Regions from separate parts of the Homo sapiens genome. Here region 1 is linked to region 2. Evidence: read pairs that join two places in POLR2A ChIA-PET (ENCODE). Cell type or tissue: OCI-LY7. All regions are shown on one strand. Links, peaks and the distances in the headings refer to the core of each region. The heading gives the core; the rest is flanking DNA.

Region 1 (2,500 bases), core at 1-2,500, 75 kb before region 2:
CCCTCTACATGCTCTTAGCCCCAACTGGGGGAGGGGGCGGCTCTTTGTCCCCAACTGAGTCCCCAGCCACACAAGTTGGTTCTCTCTGAACCCAGAGAAGGACTCTTTTTCTTTTTTCGTTTTTCTTTTTTTTTTTTTTTTTTTGAGACAGAGTCTCGCTCTGTCACCCAGGCTGGAGTGCAGTGGCGCGATCTTGGCTCACTGCAACCTCTGCCTCCCGGGTTCACGCCATTCTCCTGCCCCCCCAAGTAGCTGGGACTGCAGGCGCCCGCCACCACGCCCGGCTAATTTTTTGTATTTTTAGTAGAGATGGGGTTTCACCGTGTTAGCCAGGATGGTCTCGTTCTCCTGACCTCGTCATCCACCCGCCGCGGCCTCCCAAAGTGCTGGGATTACAGGCGTGAGCCACTGCGCCCGGCACGAGGACTCTTTTTCTGCATGCAGTCCAACCCTTGCTCCTACGTGGCCCATGTCATGAAGGATCTGGGGGACTGTGTGTACAAGGAAGGAGGGTGGGCGTGGGGCTCAGTACACGTCTCTCCTCTTCTGGAGACATAGCTCTCCCTGGACTTCTCAGTCAGAGTCAGTTACAGCTCCGTAAATAGAGCAATTCCACTTCCAGGAATTGATCTACTGCTACCCTTGTATCTGTGGGCAGAAATGCGCATGTGGGAGCATGCAAGTTCAGAAACTGGAAACAACCTACTTGTCCATCAGGAGGGGATCCACTGGGTAGATGACAACACCCCCGTGCGATGGGATTTTCCGCTGCGAGGAATGGGTGACTCTGTGTGCACTGAGATGGGGTGGATGCCAAGCTACCTTGCAAAGTGAAAAAGCAGTGGTAATACATGGCGCTACCATTTGGGTTCTAAAAAGACATGCTTGTATGTGATAGAAATTTTCTGGAAATACACAAAAGAAACTGTTAACAGTAGGATACCTCTGAAGAAAGAAACTGGGGCCTGGAGGTCTGGGAGAGGAAAGGAGACTTACTTTTTATTGTATACCCTTTTGTGTTCTTTGAAGTTTTTTTTTGTTTTTTTTTTTTTTTTTACTATGTGCATGTATTATCTTTTCGATTAAAAAGAAAGTTGGGGGAGGTTCAAAAAAAAACAAACTCACAGGCTTTATCTGGCTTCTCAGTCCACCTTTTCTTCCGTTTCCAGCCCGGTCCTACCACCCTGATTCTCAGGCCTTTTCTCAGCTCCTCTCCCTCCCTACAAGCCTATGCCTACCCTTCCCCGGGGCATCCATTACCGCCTCTTACAGGTACTTAAAACCTATCTTTTTGCCTTGAAATACAAATAACTCTAATCTGGAGAGAAGGCTGAGCTCCATTGCACTTATAGAACAGACAGAAATCAGCTGGCACTGAGATGCTCGATAAATGTTTGCTGAATCGAATGGAATCTGCGACTCGGTTGGTTACACTGAGCAAGGTACTAATTGGCCAAGGTCAGGCATCCAAATTGCACATGGGTTGGTGCTCTCTGCGCCTAGAGAGGGACTCGTTCCCTGGATGCTCTCATTTTCTCCATTGTGGCTATGCAGGGGGAGCACTACACATGCAGGAAAGGGTGGGTGCAGGGCTGTGTGCACACCGTCTCCTCTCTTGGAGACACAGCTCAGAGAGACTTTAAGAGGTAGAGCGAAACAACAGTGTGATAGACGGAAAACCCAGCTTTGTAAAAGATTCTGACTCAGAAGCGCATCTGTAGTGGACTCAAAAAGTTCCATGATAATCCCTTCCTTCCTTTCTTCTGTTAGCCTTGATTGTATTACAGTAAGTTTTGTTTTTTGAAACAGGGTCTTGCTCTATTGCCCAGGCTGGAGTGCAGTGGTGTCATCATGGCTCACTGCAGCCTCAACCTCCTGGGCTCAAGCGATCCTCCCACCTCAGCCTCCCGAGTAGCTGGGACCAAAAGTGCATGCCACACATCTGGCTAATATTTTTTATGTTTTGTAGAGATGAGGTCTTCCTCTGTTGCCCAGGCTGGTCTTGAACTCCTGAGCTCAAGCCATCCTCCTGCCTTGCCTTAGCCTCCCAAGGTTCTGGGACTACAGATGTGAGCCACCATGCCCGGCCTACAAGAACTTTTTATTTTTCATTATTTTATTTTATTTGTTTATTTTTGAGATGGAGTCTTGCTTTGTCACCCAGGCTGAGTGCAGTGGCTCGATCTCGGCTCACTGCAACCTCCACCTCCCAGATTCAAGCGATTCTCCTGCCTCAGCCTCTCAGCCTCGCAAGTAGCTGGGATTACAGGTGCCCACCACCATGCCCGGCTAATTTTTTATTTTTAGCAGAGATGGGGTTTCACCGTGTTGATCAGGCTGGTCTCAACCTCTTGGCCTCAGGTGATCCTCCAGCCTCAGCTTCCCAAATATTCTATGCATCCTTGATAATTAAAAAAAAGTTTTTTAATGTACACAACAAAATTTACCATTGTAATCATTTTAAGTGTACAGTTCTGTGGCATTAAGCACACTCACATTG
Region 2 (12,549 bases), core at 5,026-7,525:
ATATTTATGAATGAAATTTTAGGATTTTAAATGTCATTATATCATTGAACTGAGAAGTGGAAAATGAGAAGTGTTTGTCCAGATGCAGGATTATTGGCCAGAGTCCCCCTAACAAGTTTGGGGAGATGAAGGAGGTGTTCACAAACCTCCTGGAATTCAATGCAGGGCCCCTGGAATGTGCAGGTTTCCAGAGAGAGCTTTCTTTCTCTTTCTGTTTTTTTTTTTTGAGAGGTAGTTTCACTCTGTCGCCCAGGCTGGTGTGCAGTGGCCGGATCTCGGCTCACTGCAAGCTCTGCCTCCTGGGTTCACACCATTCTCCTGACTCAGCCTCCCGAGTAGCTGGGACTACAGGCGCCCGCCACCACACCTGGCTAATTTTTTTGTATTTTTAGTAGAGACGGGGTTTCACCGTGTTAGCCAGGATGGTCTCATCTCCTGACCTCGTGATCCACCTGCCTCGGCCTCCCAAAGTGCTGGGATTACAGCTGTGAGCCACCGCGCCCGGCCAGAGAGAGCTTTCTTTTTCTTTTTCTTTTCTTTTTCTTTTTTTTTTGAGACACAGTCTTGCTCTGTTGCCCAGGCTGGAGTGCAGTGCCACGATCTCGGCTCACTGCAACCTCCACCTCCTGGGTCCAAGTGAGTCTCCTGCCTCAGCCTCCTGAGTAGCTGGGACTACAGGCGCCCACTACCACACCCAGCTAATTTTTTGTGTTTTTAGTAGAGACGGGGTTTCACCATGTTAGCCAGGATGGTCTCGATCTCCTGACCTCGTGATCCGCCCCTCGGCCTCCCAAAATGCTGAGATTACAGGCGTGAGCCACTGCGCCCAGCCAAAAGCAGATGGAGTCTCACTCTGTTGCCCAGGCTGGAGTACAATGGCACCATCTCGGCTCACTGCAGCCTCCACCTCCCGGGTTCAACTGATTCTCCTGCCTCAGCCTCCCAAGTAGCTGGGATTACAGGCGCCCATCACCACGCTTGGCTAATTTTTGTATTTTTAGTAGAGGCAGGCTTTCACCATGTTGGCCAGGCTGGTCTCAAACTCCTGACCTCAGGTGATCCACCCGCCTCGACCTCCTAAAGTGCTGGGATTACAGGCATGAGCCACCGCGCCTGGCCTTTTTTTTTTTCTTTTAATTAATAAATAAATTAATTTATATTTTTGGGACAGGGTCTTCCTCTGTTGCCCAGGCTGGTCTCAAACTCCTGGGCTCAAGCGAACCTCCTGCCTCAGCCTCCTGAGTAGCTGGGCCCACAGGTGCAGGCCAGCACGGCCTTTTCATCAGATCCTGAAAAAGGCTAAGAACTGGCCCGGACTCCTTCGTTTCACCCTCAGCGGCTCCTCCGCAACGCCGCCTCCCACCTGGCATGTAGGTGGCACTCCGCCTGGGGATGACGAGTCCTTGGCAGAACCGGCTTGTGGAACAGCCAAGGCTGCGGCGGAAATAGTCGCTCTTGACCAGTTTGTCCTTTTGACCAATTTGGTTTCGACCCAATCGTCTACTCCTCCACTCTGTCACACAAGGAAAACGGGGCGGGGGTGGTGGGGGAAAGGATGGAGCGGCTGGTTCCAGAAGACGCCAGCAACGGAATTTTAAACCCAGGCAATCTGCTTCCTTGTCATCCTAAAAGCTGTGGCAACTGGCAGGCTCCAAGCTCCCTGGGAACACTGGCTTCCAAATGCTAGTTTGGAGACAAGGGGAGCCTGTGATTGCGATTTTACCGATTTGCAACGAAACATTAATGTATTGAGTTTTTTGCTAAGCCAAATTTATTCCATCTAAAGATAATCCTTTATTCTGAAATCATGTCCTTATTTTTTTTTTTCCTTTGGTTTGGGGAGGGAGAAGGGTGTTCTAAAAAGATCTTTCTTTGGCCGGGCGCAGTGGCTCACGCCTGTAATCCCAGCACTTTGGGAGGCCAAGGTGGGTGGATCACCTGAGGTTGGGCGTTCGAGACCAGCCTGGCCAACATGGTGAAGCCCCGTCTCTACGAAAAATACAAAAAAAATTAGCCAGGCCTAGTGGCGGGTGCCTGTAATCCCAGCTACTCGGGAGGCTGAGGCAGAAGAATTGCTTGAACCCGGGAGGCAGAGCTTGCAGTGAGCCAAGATTGCACCATTGCACTCCAGCCTGGGTGACAGAGTGAGACTCTGTCTAAAAAATAAAAGTAAAAATGATCTTTCTTTTCTGAACCAACGGGACTGGTACATAGCAGCTTCTGTGTCTTGGGGTCTCTCATTGGCCAAACAAAATGCTGGCAACCCAAGGCAAGCCCTCCAAATTCTTTCTGCAACCCTACTGCTCTGTGCATGCAAAAACTCTGGGAAGGGTGGTTGTGGAGGAGTCTGGCAGTGCGGCCCTTGCCTTATGCTGTTCCCAGCCCCAACCCAACCCCACTTGGGCCAACGGCTCTGCTCACCTGTGCCAGCTCCGTGTGCATGGCCTCCTTCCTCCTTATCACCTGCCTTCCATTATTTGCAGATAATTATCTGCAATAACCAGCCAGTTACCCTTAAAGACAATTATATTCTCTCTCTTTTTTTTTGATACAGAGTCTCGCTCTATTGTCCAGGCTGGAGTGCAATGGCATGATCCTGGCTCACCACAACCTCTGCCTCCAGGTTCAAGAGATTCTCTACCTCAGCTTCCCGAGTAGCTGGGATTACAGGCTCCTGCCACTGCGCCCAGCTAATTTTGTATTTTCAGTACAGACAGGGTTTCACCATGCTGGCCAGGCTGGCCTTGAACTCCCAACCTCAGGTGATCCTCCCGCCTTGGCCTCCCAAAGTGCTGGGATTACAGGCGTGAGCCACCACGCCTGGCCAACAATTATATTCTTCTATCAGCAAACATTGATGTTCTTTTCTTACATCTTTTAATGAAGCTGACATTAGGGAGATGTTTCATTTTCATAAAGTCAAACGGCTGCCTTTTAAGAGGGTTTGGGTTCCATGTTAATGTTTCAAAGCCTTAACTAGGGGATGGGTGTTTGGTGGAAGTAGAAAAGGAATTAGGAGGACTTCTTCCCTGTTGGTCCAAGAGGAGCTGCTTTGAGAGGTCAGATGCCCAGGGGACCCGGTACAGCGTGCCAGCCCCCCTCCCCAAGCTAATGAGCTCTAAAAGTATCAATGCGATGAGCTCAGCCCTGCAAGTGAAATCATTCAGCAGTGCTGCTCTCATAGCTGTGCCTGCCTCTCACTGACCACGGCTTAAATCCTCCCTCCCTGCAGCCACCTCTGGGGACCTCCAGAGCTAATTGCTTCAGGGAGCTTCATTGAAATGAAGCACCCTCAGCTGCTCATAAAAGCTTTATCGTGGGCGAAGGCTGACCCAGACGGAACAGTAGCATCTATCTCCCAGGTCAGGGGGCCAAAGGCGCCGGCCGAGGCAGGATCTAGGCTTACAGAAATAACTCGGTTAGGTATTAAAAAGCCGGGGGCGGGGGAAGAGGCTGTAATTTTATCTCTTCCCGAGTGCCCCTCTCTTTACAATTTGGGCCTTACCTGGTGACTATGTGTACTTGAGTCACTCATTGTGGGCCAAACAACCTCAAGATGCAATTTCTTTCAAAGGTAGAAAAAAAATAAATAAACGAAAGTCTGCTCCTGCTGGGTTTATAAAGAGCTGTTTTCTTCCTGAGCTCTGTGGCATGGTGGCTGTAATCCGGAATTTCTTTTTAATCATAGCAGGAGTCCCAATTAGCGTGTTGGGTAATCTTTCAAGTAGAACTGGGAGCTCCGTGACCATAGAGAGCCGAGGAAATGTTACATGTGAAGAAGCTCTGGAGGGACAGGGCCGAGAAGGCAGTGCTGTCAGGCCGGTGCACACACGTATGTCAATCACGTATGTCAATCACGTATGTCAATCAACGTGCATTTGCAGGCTGGATCCCAGTCCCAAGAGCAGGCGTGTGCACCCTGGGTTTCTTGACCCCCAGTTCTATCATACCTGGACCAGAAGGAACGTATGGAGTGTACGTGGTGTTCCCCTTGGTGCAGAAACCCCAACGCTGCCCCGTCCGTGAGCCAGCATGCCAACATACAGGCCATGCACGCATACCTACCCCTTCCCGCTAAGAACACAGGGCAGGAACCAAGCTGCATGTGTGAGGCTGTGGCGCAGAGTTTGGGGCGCCCCCGGCTCTCCATGAGATGGGCCGCAGCCCCGGACTCAGCTGGCACCGGGGCCCAGCTCCGATCCGGTACGCCGGTGACCTACTTTCCTTTGTTGTTGTTTTTGGAAGTGCTGATGTCAATGCAGAATTCAGCAGAGAAGCTGAGTGAGAAAAAAAAAGAGAAGGGGGTAGAGAGAGAAGAAGGGAAAGAACCAAGGGCAGGGAGAGCGCCAGATAGGGATGGTGGTGGCAGGTTCTCTGCAACAGGGCTAACCTCCTACTGCCACTGTCCCTACAGGGCCCGCCTACTGCCACTGTCCCTACAGGGCCTGCCTACTGCCACTGTCCCTACAGGGCTAACCTCCTACTGCCACTGTCCCTACAGGGCTAACCGCCTACTGCCACTGTCCCTACAGGGCCTGCCTACTGCCACTGTCCCTACAGGGCCCGCCTACTGCCACTGTCCCTACAGGGCCTGCCTACTGCCACTGTCCCTACAGGGCTAACTGCCTACTGCCACTGTCCCTACAGGGCTGACTGCCTACTGCCACTGTCTCTACAGGGCCCGCCTACTGCCACTGTCCCTACAGGGCCTGCCTACTGCCACTGTCCCTACAGGGCTAACCTCCTACTGCCACTGTCCCTACAGGGCTGACTGCCTACTGCCACTGTCCCTACAGGGCCCGCCTACTGCCACTGTCCCTACAGGGCCCGCCTACTGCCACTGTCCCTACAGGGCCTGCCTACTGCCACTGTCCCTACAGGGCTAACCTCCTACTGCCACTGTCCCTACAGGGCTAACCGCCTACTGCCACTGTCCCTACAGGGCCTGCCCAGTGGGTCTGGGAGCAGCCTGGCCCCGTGGCTTTGGGCTGAGTAAACAGGGAAGAGGCTTCTTCCCCCTTTCGATGCACAAGGGGCAGAAGGTGCTGGCCAGGCAGGCATGCCCAGAGGTGCCTTCCCTCAGAGAAGGAGCCATGCGCCGTAGGGCACCTCCCTGCGCTCTCCCCAGGTGCCTGGAGGTGCCAGGTGCACCTCCATCTGTCACACCATTGGAAGATGCCGAGCCGCAGCCACCCTGACGGCTGGGACTCGGTGGAGGCTCCCTACACTCGCTGGGGCTGGAAGAAATTGGTCTTTGGGGATTCTGAAGGCAGCTTCCTCTATTCTCTTGCTCCTTGGTAACCCACATGACAGAGCTCCGCCGGCAACTTGCCTGCTCACACCTCCCGTTCGCAGGTGCCCCAGGAGAGCGGCAGGGTTTGGGGCGAGATGAGCCCAAGACTGCCCCAAATGCACGGCAGCACACTGCGGAGGACGTACTGCCCGCCCCTCCCTCACTGCCTGGCTTTCTCATGCTATAGTTGGGGTTGAACTCTGGCCCTGCGGTGACTCTGCCCTTTCCACCCATTCGCAGAGCCCAGCTGCTACTCCACGGTCCCTGCACCGGCTGCTGCACAGACCCGCGGCCGCAGCCTCAGGCTGAACCCTTCCTCCGGACACTTGGCCGACAGTTACTTCATGATCAAACCATTTCAGATCCACACTCTCCTGAAACTCAAGGCTATAAGCCTTGTGATTCCACCTGTATAACACAGCCCCCCAGCCCAGGTTTTTTTTTTTTTTTAATCCATGTACCAAAGGGACTCCGTTCCAGTGGGGCTGGGACCTGGAGTGTGTCAGCTTCTCCTCTTTCCCTCTTGGATGCTTCAGCCCCCAAACAAGCTTGGTAAAGGATTAAGGTCACTCTCTCCAGCTCCATAAGCTCATACATTTTTCAAGCAAAGAAATATACAGAGGAGACAAAGCCCTCATATGCTGGAATTACACCCCGAAAAATAGGTTACCTGACAATGACTTGTTTCTAAGTGGAGCAGACGTTTCTAGCGGCGGAAGCATTGGCTGGGTTGCCGGAGCCGCCACCTTTTCCTCCCAACTTACTGCCTCTTAACCTCGCCCAGTCCCCGGGTTTAGAGCCGGGATAATAATTCTCCCCACCTCCATCCTCCCTGAGCTGGTGGAAGGTGTAATGAATCAACATCTGAAGCACTCTGAAGAGGCCGAGTTCGGGGCGCTGAGTACACAGCATCACCAGCCACCTCTCAAATCTACATCGAGCTGATTTATTTACCTCCCAAGAAAGAGACAACAATCATCATATTTACACTTCACGCTCAGCTTTGTGCATTTCCCCACATCACCCCTCCCTCTGCCATTGCTAAGGACTCCATTACAGATGCTGCTTTTCCACGGAAGAGACGTCCCCTCTCCCAGCATCTCTCTCTTGTCCTGAGGGTCACAGCCTTCTTCCCCAAATCACAGTCTGTTGCCACAACAGTGGCAAAACGTGCCGCCCCACGGTACACAGGAGGCCACAGCCTCTCCCCAGGAGGCTGAGGAAATGGATTCCATAGCAAAAGAGGAAGTCAAATGCTGCCAATAATTAAGAAGCGAAGCAGAGGTGCATGAAAGGTAAATGGAAGTCATTTAAATGTTGCATCATTTAAAGAGTGCCCTAGCGCCCGGGTCCCTCATTACCACGCAGGGCCGCAGACTGGTAGCAATTAGGCTGGCACAGGTAGGACCACCCCACTGAGAAGTGGGGGGATCGCGGCACACCTGCCAGTGATTGCTGCTGGGGGCAGCATTTGACTTCCCTTCTTTCTGGTTTTTGACAGCCCCCTCATTTTCAGCAGCGTTCCATCCTTGGTGCTCTCACACAGTAAATAATACTGCAAGAAAAAAAGAAGAAGAAAGAAAGAATGAGATGAAAAGGTTTAAAAGGTTCTGCTAGGCCGGGCGCAGTGGCTCACACCTGTAATCCCAGCACTCTGGGAGGCCATGGCGGGTGGATCACAAGGTCAGGAGTTCGAGACCAGCCTGGCCAATATGGTGAAACCCCGTCTCTACTAAAAATACAAAACTAGCTGGGCATGGTGGTGCGCACAGGTAATCCCAGCTACTTGGGAGGCTGAGACAGAAGAATTGCTTGAACTCAGGAGGTGGAGATTGCAGTGAGCTGAGATTGTGCTGCTGCATTCAAGCCTGGGCAACAAAGCAAGACTCTGTCTCAAAAAAAAAAAAAAAAAAAAGGTTCTTCTTGGTTCCGAGAATTAGAAAGGCTGCTGCTCCTTGGACATCGAGCCTGGCTGGGAGAATCTCGATGGATGTTCTGGAGCGACAGGGTCCCATACAAGAGCATCTTAGGTACCACCTGCCAGGCAACAGGATAGATGGACCCTCGCTCCTCAGAGCAAAGGCCAGGGGCTGACTCCCCCACACCGACGGTAAAGGGGCTATCAGCAGAGGCCTCCTAAAAATGTCTCTATTTCCATACTAATCCTGGGTTGCACTGAGAAGAGACGCTTCTGTCTAAAAAGCAGGGCAGGCCCATCGAAGCTCAAAGAACCACACCCAGGGGTTCTGCTGTTCTCCTAGGAGAAAGCAGGGGGCTGGGGACGGAGGCAGCAGTGGATGGGATGGAACTGCCCAGCATGCCACCTGCACGGCCCGCCTCTAGACCCCCTGCAGGCTGATCTTCAGCTCCTGGAAGACAATGCCGGCTCCAAAGGGATGTCACTGCTGGGCCTTCCAGCTTCTCTCCCCAGTGCTCTCCAGATCAAAACCCCCAAACTCGTTAACTAGAAAGTTTGCTGAGGGAACAATACATGCTGAGGTGCAGGATGTGGTGCCAACTCTCTCATTAAAGTGGCCTTTCCCCACGAGAACTCACTGCTGATGACAATGGGTACTTGGCCGCTGCCATTTCAGAGTCAGAGGCTGACGGGAGGAGAGGAAACAGCTGGGTCCAGGTCAAAACAGATCAAATTTATGGCTGGTGGAATGTGGCTGAAAGCTATTTACTGCATGCTTGGTGCCACTATTTTCTTTCTTTCTTTTTTTTTTTTTTTGAGACGGAGTCTCGCTCTGTCCCCCAGGCTGCAGTGCAGTGCTGCGATCTCGGCTCACTGCAAGCTCCGCCTCCCGGGTTCACGCCATTCTCCTGCCTCAGCCTCCCGAGTAGCTGGGACTACAGGCGCCCACCACCACGCCTGGCTAATTTTTTGTATTTTTAGTAGAGATGGGGTTTCACAGTTTTAGCCAGGATGGTCTCGATCTCCTGACCTTGTGATCCGCCCGCCTCGGTCTCCCAAAGTGCTGGGATTACAGGCATGAGCCACTGCGCCCAGCCGGTGCCACTATTTTCAAAAGGTGATTTTTGAAAAGGTTGTTCTTCCAGTTGCTGATGTGCCTTTTGTGTGTGTCTGTGTGTGTGTGTGTGTGTGTGTGTGTGTGTGTGTGTGTGATGGGAGCCTGTGCCCAGGGCCCCGTGCTCCTCGGAGCTGGATCAGATGCCGATAAGTGATAAGAACCCCAGTCACTAAGGGTGCAGCCATACCTGACGCAGAAGAAGGCACTGGGGGGTGAAGGAAGGCGAGCTGGGCCGTGAGGATTCGAACCCGACAGCCCCGGAGTGAGGGATCCCAGTTACGAATGAATACAATGGAAACCTGAGTGAACCCACGGCTTCTCCACTGACCCAGCCGAAAGGACACAGGGTAATTCAAGATGACAGACACAATAGGCTGCCTGTGTTCCCGGGGCTGCCGAAACAGACGACCGCAAACTGGGTGGCTGGAAACAAGAGAAACTCATTCTCTCCAGCTCTGGAGGCCAGAAGTCTCAAATCAAGGTGTTGGCCAGTTCGTTCCTTCTGGAGGCTCTCGGGGAGAATCTGTTCCATGCCTTTCTTTTTTTCTTGTCTTTTTTTTTTTTTGAGATAGGGTCTCACTCTGTCACCCAGGCTAGTGTGCCGTGGCATAATCATGGCTCTGGAGGCTCTGCCTCCTGGGGCTCAAGCCATCCTCCCTCCCCAGCCTCCCTCCTGAGTAGCTGGGACTACAGGCATGTGACACCACGGCTACATTTTTTTTTTTTTTCAGAGCTGGGGTCTCGCCGTGTTGTCCAGGCTGTGTTCTGTGCCTTTCTCTTGGCCTCTGGTGGCTGCACACAGTCTTTGTTGTTCCTGGGTTTGTAGGAATACCCCTCCAGCCTCTCTGCCTGTCTTCACGTCCCCTTCTCTGAGCGTCCTGTCTCCTTCTTCTGTTGTCCTAGAAGGATGCTTGTCATTGGATTTAGGGCCCACCCTAGCCAGGATGACCTCGTCCTGCAGTCCTTAACATAAACACATCGACAAGGACCCTTTTTCCCATCAAGGTTTCATTCACTGTTTCCAGGTGGACGTATCTTGTGGGTAGCCACCGTTCAACCTACTGTGATAGCCACAGTGACCCAGAGAACTGCTCCCAGGACAAAGCCTTCTCTCTCAGCCCCCACTGGATCCTGTGCTGTGAATGGGAACTTCCCGGCCACCCCTTGGGTTACCATAATTTTGGTTTTTTGTTTGTTTGTTTTATTTTCTTGAGACAGAGTCTCGCTCTGTTGCCCAGGCTGGAGTGCAATGGTGTGATCTCGGCTCACCGTAACCTCCGCCTCCCGGGTTCAAGCAATTCTCCTGCGTCAGCCTCCCGAGTAGCTGGGATTACAGGCGCCCACCACCACGCCCACCTAATTTTTGTATTTTTAGTAGAGACGGGGTTTCGCCATGCTGGCCAGGCTGGTCTCGAACTCCTGACCTCAAGTGATCCGCCCGCCTCAGCCTCCCAACGTGCTGCGATTACAGGCGTGAGCCACTGTGCCTAGCCGAGTAACTGTAATTTTGGATCCATAACAAAGCCACAGGGGCATTGGACCTTTCCCAAAGACAGGCCACACCTGCCTAAACCATGTCCCTGTCTCAGAGGGTCACTCAGCCCTGAGTCCCTTCTCGTTGAGGCGGTTTCTAAAGTGGGAGACCACAGCAGAGCATCTTGCCCACAAGGCACCCTCAGGGAGGAACGGAGCCAAAAGGGAAGTCTGAGCCAAGCACGGGAACCAGGGATGCTCCTCCTCACGTGTCCTCACCGGAAGCTCGCAGTCGCCAGGGCCAAGCACAGGGCTCTGCTCCTACAGGGGGCTTTGCAGACGTTTACCAGCCTTTTTTTACCAGCTCATTCTCCTCTGAAGCAACCTATTATGTCGCAGGTTGCTTCTGATCATTAGAAAGCACTTTTTTTGGTTGAGTCAAAACCAACCTGCTTGCAATGCTGTTCACCCACTGTCCCAAAGTTGCCTTCAGGAGCTCTAAGAAATGACGGTCACCACCAGACTCCAGACGCTGCCTCATGCTAATCACCTGAAGGCATGAAAACATCCCCCCAGAGGTCCCAGGGCGCCAGCAGCTGGGCCAGACTGACCAAAGGAATTTCCATTTTTCCTTGAGCGTGGATAGCAACCATCACTGCATTTTAAAAAACATAGCCCACGTCTCCCAGAATTAGCTGCATAAAAGAAAAAAAAAAAGGTTAGCCCACGATACGCTAGGTGTTTTATGTATGATATTTCTAATTCTTACAACTGGCCTGGAAGGCACGCGTTAATATCATCCTTGCTTTACACACGAGGGAATAAATTCTGAGGTCAGGTAAATGGAAGATGGGGGATTTGAACCCAGATCTGCCTGACCACAGTCCTCACGTTGTCTTTCTCCCCACGCTGCCTCCCTCATGTGCAAAGGAACAGCCTATTTTCTACGCCTGGGGGCCGGAAAGTGGGGAAAGAATGAGTGTCCTCAAAGGAGGGTGAGGATAAAGCAGAAACTCCACTTTCATATCTAAACTAAGCAATCATGTTTTATTTCCATTTCCCTGAACATATAGTTCAGTTACAAGGTTTAAAAAAAAAATACAACGGGTTCTCGAGAAATGTCAAGTATTACATTTCAGCGGACGTGTACAGAACAATCAAAATGATGGACATCCCCAAACAGATGCAAACCTTCACCAAAGTCTCTTCCAGAGGCACATCACTGAGATTTGAAAAGAGCAGCTCATGGATCGGACCCGGTTGATTTTCCTCGTATGTGAGCTTCATACATCCAAACTCTGGTTCACCCAGAGGAGAAAATATAATAATTATGATTCCTTGCACATTTATGGACTGTTTTATGTTTTTTCTTTCTCACAAATTACTGCATTTGATCCTCACTTCCGCCCTGTGAGATGGGAGAGACAACTGTCCCCCTCGCTGCACATGTGAGGACATCAGGAGGTGCAGGAGTCCCTGGAGGAGGGCAGGAGGTAAGCAGGTGTCCTCTTTCCTCTGCTCTGCTCCTTGCAGGAGGCCCACTGTCCCCTTTCCTTTTTTTTTTTTTTTTTTTTTTTTGAGATAGATCTGGCTCTGTCACCCAGGCTGGAGTGCAGTGGTGTGATCTCGGCTCACCGCAACCTCCGCCTCCCGGGTTCAAGGGATTCTTGTGGCTTAGCCTCTCGAGCAGCTGGGATTACAGGCACGTGTCATCACACCCAGCTAATTTTTGTATTTTTAGCAGAGATGGGGTTTCACCATGTTGGCCAGGCTGGTCTCGAACTCCTGACCTCAGGTGATCCATCCTCCTTGGCCTCCCAAAGTGCTGAGATTACAGGCATGAGCCACCGTGCCCAGCCCCACTGTCCCCTTTCGAGCTTTAGAGTTCCCCAAAAAAAGTTGTGGCCATTGCGGGCATGGTGGCTCACGCCTGTAATCCCAGCACTTTGGGAGGCCAAGGTGGGTGGATCACCTGAGGTCCGAAGTTCGAGACCAGCCTGGCCAACATGGTGAAGCTGTCTCTACTAAAAATACAAAAATTAGCCGGGCGTGGTTGTGAGCACCTGTAATCCCAGCTGCTCCGGAGGTGGAGGCTGAGGCTGGAGAATTGCTTGAACCCGGGAGGCTGAGGTTGCAGTGAGCCGAGATCATGCCATTGCACTCCAGCCTGGGCAACAAGAGCGAAACTCCATCTAAAATAATAATAATAAAAAAAAAAGATGTGGCCATTGGAGATCCCACCAAAGAGTTGATGTAGAAAGAGAAGATGGAAAAGGGAGAGGAAGGACCATGGCAATTCCCAAGAGAGGAGCTATGGTATCCCTAAAGCCAGAGACCCGATTACAGCTTCTGTCAGGGACACTAGTCAGCAAGAGCAGCCATGCTCCCCCCAGAAGGAGGAACCAGAAGCCTTTTGAAATGGAATGTTCTTCCCGCTTGCGGGACCTTTTCCTTGGGACCCCGAGCCTGCCCTCAGCAATGACGGTGTTGGCCCAGAGAGATCTGAAAGCTGGCAGAAACTAGTCCTCTCTGGTGTGTCTGTGGCCAGAACACAGCATAGCTGCAGGTGCTTCTTGGAGGTCATATTGGCTAATGAATGAAGGTTAGCAGCTAAACACCGAAAGAAAGGGCACTGAACTTTACTCTGCTACTACTTTGCTTCTAAGTAAATACTTTGGGGATTGCCTCACTTGCTCATCAAATACCAGCAGTTCCACTGAATGACAAGCTGACGGCCCCCAATGGGCC

What was found. Peaks named below come from ENCODE experiments on the same cell type or tissue, not always from the same donor. Only the 100,000 strongest peaks of a DNase experiment are listed, where the experiment ranks them.
Region 1: POLR2A ChIA-PET joins it to region 2 with 5 read pairs; 6 of 35 experiments call an interaction of 5 or more read pairs at or near these places.

Annotation. Positions count from the first base shown.
Region 1 is chr17:1,990,003-1,992,502 of GRCh38, reverse strand. The region is part of intron 1 of RTN4RL1 (reticulon 4 receptor like 1); the gene reads left to right. Among named protein-coding and RNA genes, the nearest start is that of RTN4RL1-AS1, 26 kb to the left of the region's middle. RefSeq lists an enhancer at 1-816. In OCI-LY7, for the core only: no CTCF peak of the experiment used is centred there; no DNase peak of the experiment used is centred there.
Region 2 is chr17:1,910,106-1,922,654 of GRCh38, reverse strand. No RefSeq gene overlaps it. Among named protein-coding and RNA genes, the nearest start is that of RPA1, 86 kb to the right of the region's middle. RefSeq lists a silencer at 360-542. In OCI-LY7, for the core only: no CTCF peak of the experiment used is centred there; a DNase peak (open chromatin) is centred at 6,544.